2 separate regions of the Homo sapiens genome follow, and region 1 is linked to region 2. The links are chromatin loops, found by intact Hi-C in ENCODE. Cell type or tissue: Calu3. All regions are shown on one strand. Each heading gives the region's core, and the rest is flanking DNA. Links, peaks and the distances in the headings are about the cores only.

Region 1 (4,393 bases), core at 200-4,199, 100 kb before region 2:
TTAGAATTTTCCCTGCTTAATTAAAAAGAGAGAAGGAAGAGTTTTCAAAACAGATGATAATTTTCACGTCGTTAGGATGATCCATGAAACCAGCAGTGCTTTCCCTTGTTGTGATTTAAAGCCTGCTGCTCCAGGTATGGCCCGTGGGCCATCTACCTCACCTGGGAGCTTGTTAGACATGCAAAATCTCAAGCCCAGTCCCGGACCTGCTGACTCATACTCTGCATTTTCAAAGATCTCCAAGTGATTCCTGTGTAAATGAAAGTTCGAAAATCACTCATCAATCCCGTTGAGTCTGAGGAATATAATAGAGCCCTCATTCCTCTTTTGCTTCATTCTGTCCTTTCTCCTCCTTTTTCTTATGGGCCATCACATAAAAGAGAACCTTTTTTAAATGATAGAAATATTTTTATTTTAAAAGGACAATTTGCAACTTTCTAGAACATCAGTAGCTTGAACTGTATACCAATTCAAAACCAAAAGCATCTGTATGGCACTGTGAAAAAAAACTAACAAACTGGAGAAAATGTTACTATCTATGTTAGTCAATAAGACTTACAGCTTTTATGAGTCAATAAGAAAAATAGATGAACAAGCCCTATAGAAAAATGAGCAGAGGCTGGGTGTGATGGCTCAGGCCTGTAGTCCCAGCACTTTGGGAGGCCAAGGAGGGAGGATCACTTGAGCCTAGGAGTTTGAGACCAGTCTGGGCAACATAGTGAGACCCTCATCTCTCAAAAAAATATATAAATAAATAAATTATCATGTGTGTGTAGTCCCAGGTACCCTCGAGGCTAAGGTGGGAAGATCACTGGAGCCTGGGAGGTTGCAGTGAGCCATGATTGTGCCACTGCACTCCAGCCAGGCCACAGAGCGAGACTCCATCTCAAAAAACAAAAGACCAAAGAATAGTAACAGGCAGAGAGATATAAAGAGAAAATAAATGAAGAGATGCACCAAGAAATTGATTTTTTTTTTTTCTGAGACAGAGTCTCACCTGTCACCCAGGCTGGAGGGCAGTGGTGTGATCTCGGCTCACTGCAACCTCCTCTGCCTCCCAGGTTCAAGCGATTCACCTGCCTCAGCCTCCTAAGTAGCTGGGATTACAGGCTCATGCCACCATGCCCGGCTAATTTTTGTATTTTTAGCAGAGACGGGGTTTTGCCATGTTGGCCAGGCTGGTCTTGAATCCTGACCTTAAGTGATCCACCTGCCTCAGCCTCCCAAAGTGCTGGGATTACAGGCGTGAGCCACCGCGCCCAGCCAGAAATTGATCTTAACAGTGAAAAATTAAAGCAACGAGGCTTGTAAAAAATGTTTAAGGACTGACTGATAATGGCAAATGTGTGGTAAGACTATGAGGAAATGAGCATTCATTTATTCTTAGTGTAAGTACAAACTAAACAGCTGCCGTGGAGAGAAACCTGCAATCCATAGTTAAAATTTATTTGTTTGTTTTTTGAGACAGAGCTCGCTCTGTCACCCAGGCTGGAGTGCAGTGGTGTGATCTCGGCTCACCCCAACTTCTGCCTCCCAGGCTCAAGCGATTCTCCTGCCTCAGCCTCCCGAGTAGCTCAGATTACAGAGGCGCGCCACCATGCCTGGCTAATTTTTGTATTTTTAGTAGAGATGGGTTTCACCATGTTGGCCAGGCTGGTCACGAACTCCCAACCTCAGGTGATCTACACACCTTGGCCTCCCAAAGTGCTGGGATTACAGGCATGAGCCACTGTGCCCAGCCGGTAGTTAAACTTTAAATATGAATTGTCTTTGATCTATTATACCTCACACATGCAAAAAGACATATGGATAAGGTTGTCCAGTGCAGCATCACTAGTAGCAAAAAAAAAAAAAAAAGTGCAATATGGCATATCCACACAATACATTTCTGGATGACTGTTAAAAGTGCTGATGTAGAAATGTCTGCTATATACAGTTCTGTGTTTTAAAAGTTATGGAGCAAATATATAATCTCATTTATGTCTTTTTTTTTGTTTTGTTTTTGAAAGGATGAATGCCTAATGTATATAATTTCCTTCAGGGGACATGGAATTATGTGCTTTCCGGTACTTTTTTTTTTTTTTTTTTTTTTTTTTTTTTTTTTTTTTTTGAGACGGAGTCTCGCTCTGTCGCCCAGGCTGGAGTGCAGTGGCGGGATCTTTCCTGTACTTTTTATATTTCCAAATGTGAATGTGTATGTCATAATTTACAAAAAAAAACCAAAACACTAATAAAGCTTGCTTTTAAGAAGCGGAAGGTGGTGAGCCTAAGAAGTTTTTTCTTACCCATAAGTCGTTAGGAAATCTCCCCCATGGGTTCCCATGGTTCTACTTCTGAGAAAAATAATCCCCAATCCTATCAGAGGCCAACTTACAACATGCACTTGTCCACCTGGGGATGTGATGCTCTCCCGTGTGCAATGCAAGGCTCCCAGTCCACATCCTGGGGGTCCCTAATGGCTGGTCCCTAAGGTCCTGTCCTGATGAGAACTCCAGCCTCTAGTTGCCTCAGTGGTTCACTCTCAGATCCCTGCCAACTGCTGATCCCGCCTCAGCCTCACCTTTGTTCTGTTGCCTGGCAACCCATTAACAAGCAGGGCGCAGTTCCAGGTGCAGCTTTGAGCCCTAATGGGGCGCGTGCTTTGGTTACCTAGTTTCCTGAGATATCTTCAAAAGCTATAATCCGATTAAATGCTCTTATTAAGGAAGCTATGAAGAAGAGCGGTACCAGAAATGTACCAAGCTTCCAAAAATGCCTACCAGCTGCCTTTAATAGTAACTGTCCCTCAGCTCTCGGGGTGCCTTAAATTGCAAGAAGCAGAGTTTCCTGACCAGCTGTTATCAGTATCACCTGGACATCGCCCCACACTACTGAATCAGAAACTCTGGGGGGTGGAACCCAGCAAGCTATGGTTTAACCAGCCCACCAGGTGTTTCTTTTCTTCTTCTTTTTTTTTTTTTTTTTTTGTTTTTTTTTTTGTTTGTTTTTTTTTTGAGACGGAGTCTTGCTCTGTCCCTAGGCTAGAGTGCAGTGGTGCCATCTCAGCTCACTGCAACCTCCACCTCCCCAGGTTCAAGCGATTCTCCTGCCTCAGCCTCCCGAGTAGCTGGGACAACAGGCATGCATCACCATGCCCAGCTAATTTTTTCTATTTTTAGTAGAGACAGGGTTTCACCATGTTGGTCAGGATGGTCTCAATCTCCTGACCTTATGATCCACAAGCGTCGGCCTTCCAAAGTGCTGGGATTACAGGTGTTGGCCACCATGCACGGCCCAGGTGCTTCTGATATACACTCAAGCTTGATACCCATAGTCGAAAGCAATTCCTTCCATGCCTACTTTTCAGCAAGTGTTTGTCAGATAACTGATTGATGCCTGCCCCAGCACTAGGCAAGAGTGAAATAAACAATTAGAGTAATTGCATTCATATGATAAGTGAAATCACCTAAGGGAATATCAGAGCAGGGATCTAACAGCCTTGAGGAATCAGGGAAACTATTCCAGGGGAAGTAGTGTCTAAACTAAGACCTGAAGAACGAGTTAAGAGTTCATCCCTCAACAGTCAGGAGAAGAAAGTGTGTTCCAGGCAGAAGGAACAGCACCTGCCAAAAGTTTGAAGCCCAGAGTTTGAACTTGAGCATGAGAACAATGGAGAGGCATGGGGATTTGAAAAACCACAGAATCAAAGACTTTTAGAAAAGTCATTCAAAGACCAGCCTGGCTAACACAGTGAAACCCCGTCTCCTCTAAAATTACAAAAATTAGCCTGGCATGGTGGCACGCACCTGTTAATCTCAGCTACTCCAGAGGCTGGGGCAGGAGAATCGCTTGAACCAGGGAGGCGGAGGTTGCAGCGAGCTGACATTAAGCCACTACACTCCCGCCTGGGAAACAGAGTGAGACTCCATCTTGGAAAAAAGAAAAAGACAAAGAAAAGTAATTCAGGTTGTGGGCTAGGTTGGGATTGGGCAAGCCTGGGAGCCAGGAAATCTGCTAGGAGACCGTTGCAGCAATTCAAATATGAAGTAATGGTGGCAGTTGGGACGAGAGAGAAGTGGCAGATTAAAAAGCTATCTATGGCCAAGCGCGGTGGTTTACGCCTGTAATCCTAGCACTTTGGGAGGCTGAGGCAGGCGGATCATTTGAGGTCAGAAGTTCAAAACCAGCCTGGCCTGCATGGTGAAACACCCCCCCGTCTCTACTAAAAATACAAAAAAATTAGCTGGGCATGGTGGCCCACACTGTAATCCCAGCTACTTGGGAGGCTGAGGCAGGAGAATCGCTTGAACCTAGGAGACGGAGGTTGCAGTGAGCCAAGATCATGCCACTGCACTCCAGCCTGGGCCACAGAGCAAGACTCTCTCTCAACAACAACAACAATAACAAAAAAGCT
Region 2 (4,393 bases), core at 317-4,316:
CCCAGGCAGGTTCCAGCAGCACGTCACAGTCCCTGAGCCCAGGACTGAGTGCTTCCTGCCTTACCTCCCTCCAAACTGCTCTCCTACTGCCCTTTCTGCAAATGCCCCCAGCATGCCCCCACCCCCGTCCCCAGGCACTCTGCAACCTCGGGCAGGGGACTCAAACCCCTCCCAGCATGTGCGCCTCCCACACGTCTATGCCATCCTGGATCAGGAAGTTGGGAAGAAGGATAGGAATGATGAATTATTCATCTCGCTGTGCTTAGTAAGTGTCACTCATTCATTCACAGGTATGGACTGAGGGGTCTCCCTGGGCTGGGCCGAGCAGGAGGAGGCTGAGCAGTGAAAACGGTGACCCCTGCCCTCACGGAGCTAACGAGAAGAGCAAATGGCTGGCAACGGTGCATGACACAGAATGAGCAACGGGCTGCACACATCGCGATTTACGTGGCTTTGGAAAAAACGCGTCTCACAAGTTGGGGCTGTCATACATTGGCTTCTTGGTAATCAATGCGTTTCAGCAATATATGGGGGTGAGTTTAGTTTCCAGTTGGCTTCCCTGAGGGTGTTGGATAAAATTGCAATTTAGATTCAATCAATACACATTTAGTGAGCACCTATTCTTTGCCTGAACGATTGTGGGCATTGTGGGGGATACAAAGGGAGACATCGTGGGTGGAGCTTACCATGGAAACAACTGTCTCTTGCTCCATGGTGTTTACCTTGCCTTGGAAAATAAACAACGTAAACATTTTTTTGTGACAACGGAGACAGGATTGAGAGACTTGCACAGACTTCCTTTCCCAAAACTTCTGCAGACTAAAATTCTACCATTAGCTATTAATTTCTTTGACTAAATTTTGTCCTCACTCTGCAGTTTCTTTTTTCTAAAGTAAAAATACTTCTAGAAAGAGAACACGACGTCCTTAACCTCTTAAAACAGAAATGACATATAAATCGACTTGCACACCAATTTGGGCCCTTGGATATTTGTTGCCTGAAGAGCTGTGTTGAAAAGGCCTCTGAGGCTCAATCTGGCCTCTGATGCAAAGAATGTCGATCGATTGCTGATGTCTGCCCTGAGTGCTGGAAGGGAGGATGGCATTTACTATCCCTGCCTTAAATTAGAGGAGCTTATGGGGTTCTTCCCCAACTATAACAAGAGGGGTTAAATGAACACTAATCATCTGATAGGACAGCCACTGAAGGAGGTGAGGGGAATTTAAGAAGGAAAGGCTGTGACTGCCAATCTCCTAATGTCACCTGCATGGCCGTCAGTCACCTGCAGCCCTTGTCAGTGCACCCAAAGCCTTTGCAGATGTCAACCCAGCTGGCTTTCCAGCCATGTCTCACCATACCCCAGTGCTCCTCTGCTCCAGCCCCACTGAACTCTGCCAGACCTGGACGTGCCCTTATACATGTGCTTCCTAGACATCCCAGAACATCTGTGCCCATTGTCTCTGCACAGGGAATTCTTATGTAACTCCATGAACACCTACCCTAAGTGTCACTTCCTGTGAGAAGTCCTCCCTGATTCACTCCCTCCTCTGTTTACCCACCCACTGGAGACCCAGCTCTGCATGGCAGTCTTCACACTCTATCATCTTTGTCCTTCCTTCTTTTTTTTTTGAGTCAAGCTTTCACTCTGTCGCTCAGGCTGGAGTGTAGATCACAGCTCGCTGCAGCCTCCAACTCAGCTAAAGCGATCCTTCCTCCTCAGCCTCCAGAGCAGCTGGGACTACAGGTGCATGCCACCATGCCCAGGTAATTTTTTTCTTTTTTGTAGAGACAGGGTCTTGCAATGTTGCCCAGGCTGGCCTCGAACTCCTGGCCTCAAGCACCTCCCACTTCGGCCTCCCAAAGTGCTGGGATTATAGGCATGAGCCACTGTGTCCAGCCCATCCTTGTCCTTTCACATGTGTCACCTTTCTCGTGAGACTAAGAGGTCTGTGGGAGCAGGGTTAGTGCCTGGTCTCTGTGATCCAGTCCCCAGCCCCAGGCCTGACACACAGCTGGTGCTCAACAACCACTGGCTGAATATTGGAATGAATAAATGAACGAACTTTGTCAGTGTGGCAGATGCTATGCCTATGCTGAGACTGCTGTTTTTTCACATGCCCCTGCTTCTCCTGTGTTCCTGCAGTAGCACACTGCCGGTGGTAAATGAATCCCCAAGTATGAATGCTTCACAGAACAAAGTTTAATTTCCCCTCCCACAAAGTCCAGTGCAGATTGTGCAGCCCTCCGGAACACTTGTCTTGGTATTAACCACATCTTTTATTTCCTGCATTCCAATGCTCTGACATCTGGGGCCTCGCTGACCCCCTAGAGTTAGCCAATTTCTAGAGATACAAGTTGCCATGACAGCACTTTTCAGATGCAAACAACCCACCCAAACCAAACAAAGCCTTCTTTTCCCTCCACCTCCTAACTGACCTTGGTGCTTCCCCGTGTGGCTCTGTGTGGCGTGGCAGGCGGTGTCCCCTCCTCCTGGGAACTGTGAGTAACAAACTACTTTTTCAATAGCAATCATCTCCTGATCTGTTGGCTTCACTATACCTCAAAATTTCTACTGATACACTGTGTTTTGAAACAGGCTTCCACTGAGTGACTCAGCGATCCAGTCTGCTTTCATAGGTGGCTCTAATGAGGCAGAAATTTAAAAATAAATATGCATTCATTCACTCCAAGAAAAGTAACAGGCAAGGGTTCACAAGAAAAAAAGAAGTTTTCCTCTGCCTAGCAAGCACACTTCAAGGACAGTTATAAGATAATGCTGTACGAGCAGCCAAGGCCAAAGGAATGGGCTTCAGACACCCCTCTCCCCCAGAGCAATGTTGAAGGAAAAAAAAAGAGAAAAAGATAAATTACTTTACTGTTACTCCTTTCCCAGGCTTCTTAAACGTGATTATGTTTTACAAATGTCTGTATTTAGCCAGTTCTTGTTTTTCTTTTGACGCAGCTACAAGGCCACAAATTATACACTATATGATTAACTGCTTTTGTTTTACTTTTGTAAGTCTGCTTATAAAAACCCCACTCAGTCGTTGTTCAATGCTCAGCTTTTTGGATGCGAATCCACTGAGCCAGTGCGTACCTAAAATAAACAATCCTCCCGTTCTCCGTATCGGTCTCTCTGGTTCTCAGTTTCTCGCAATGCTAACACCTCAACCTGTGGCCCCCACAATTGTCGTGGCAGGGAACACAGACCAGGGACATCTTGCACCAGCTCTAAAATACTTCCACCCAGAGGTGGCACCTACCACGTCTGCTACCTACTCAGTGGCCATGTCAGAGGCTTTCCAACCAGAGTGACTCCATCTTGAATAAATGAGACAAGAATAGGCAGGACTGGTTTTGCAAGGTACAACTCACAAAGACCCCCCTGATAAAACAGAATGTGGTCAAGAAGCCAGCCAAAACCCACCAAAACGAAGATGGTGAGGAAAGCGACCTCTGGTCATCCTCACTGCTCATTATACACTAATTATAATGCATTAGCTTGGGAAAAAACACTCCCACCAGCACCATGTCAGCTTATAAACACCATGGCAACATTCAGAAATTATGTTATACGGTCTAGAAAGGGGAGGAACCTTCAGTTTGGGAAACTTCCCACCCCTTTCCCAAAAAACTCATGAATAATCCACCCCTTGTTTAGCATATGAGCAACAAAGAACTGACAGTATACTCAGTCAAGCAGCCCATGCCACTGCTTTGCCTATGGAGCAACCACCCTTTTATTCCTTTGCTTTCTTAATAAATTTGCTTTCACTTTACTCTGTCAGCTCACTCTTAAATTCCTTCCTGCATGAAGCCAAGAACCCATGTGGCATCTCAGGGTGAACCCAAGTTTTGGGGTTCACCACGTGATAGCCAGAAGTGGTCACATGATGCCACTTGGGGGTACCTAAGCGGTGCGGCTGGGAAATTGGGGGTAGGGGATTGAACTATCTCCACTTCGGGTCTTGTTCTTCCCATCTGAATTAAGAACAGATAACCAACCCGAGATCAGTATATCTTTAGCTTAATATCAATACAGCACGATATGATTTCAGAGGATGCTTTGCCATACATATGACCTCGTGTGTCACCAGGAAATATGAGAGCTGAATGTTAACAAAGTAGAGATTCAAAGGAAAAAAGGCCCAAGGACTGATTGGCTCACAAATGTGCTCCAGCATTAGGGTCCTGAGTGAGATGAATGGGCCCAGGCCTAGCGAGCTAACCTCCTCTCACCTCAGTGGGCCAGACGCAGATGGGAACCGTGTGGCCATGGCTGCCCTAAGCCAGGATGAGGCTGAAGAGGCAACCTGTGTCTGTTACCATCTGCTCTTGCAAATATCTTCCTTGGGTGTGGTGTTTCTGGAGCCTGTAAGATATTTTCCCCAAT

What was found. Hi-C counts contacts between places; a loop is a spot of excess contacts. Peaks named below come from ENCODE experiments on the same cell type or tissue, not always from the same donor. Only the 100,000 strongest peaks of a DNase experiment are listed, where the experiment ranks them.
Region 1: it touches region 2 in a loop (6-fold over the local background); 2 of 110 quality-filtered maps call a loop at or near these places.

Annotation. Positions count from the first base shown.
Region 1 is chr7:3,293,082-3,297,474 of GRCh38, reverse strand. All of the region lies in intron 1 of SDK1-AS1 (SDK1 antisense RNA 1), which reads left to right. Among named protein-coding and RNA genes, the nearest start is that of SDK1, 6.0 kb to the left of the region's middle. In Calu3, for the core only: no CTCF peak of the experiment used is centred there; a DNase peak (open chromatin) is centred at 2,574.
Region 2 is chr7:3,192,828-3,197,220 of GRCh38, reverse strand. LOC124901574 (a long non-coding RNA gene) reads left to right here. Exons shown (of 2, transcript XR_007060192.1): 2 at 291-3,127. Among named protein-coding and RNA genes, the nearest start is that of SDK1, 110 kb to the left of the region's middle. RefSeq lists an enhancer at 1,739-2,419. In Calu3, for the core only: a CTCF peak has its summit at 2,454; a DNase peak (open chromatin) is centred at 2,360.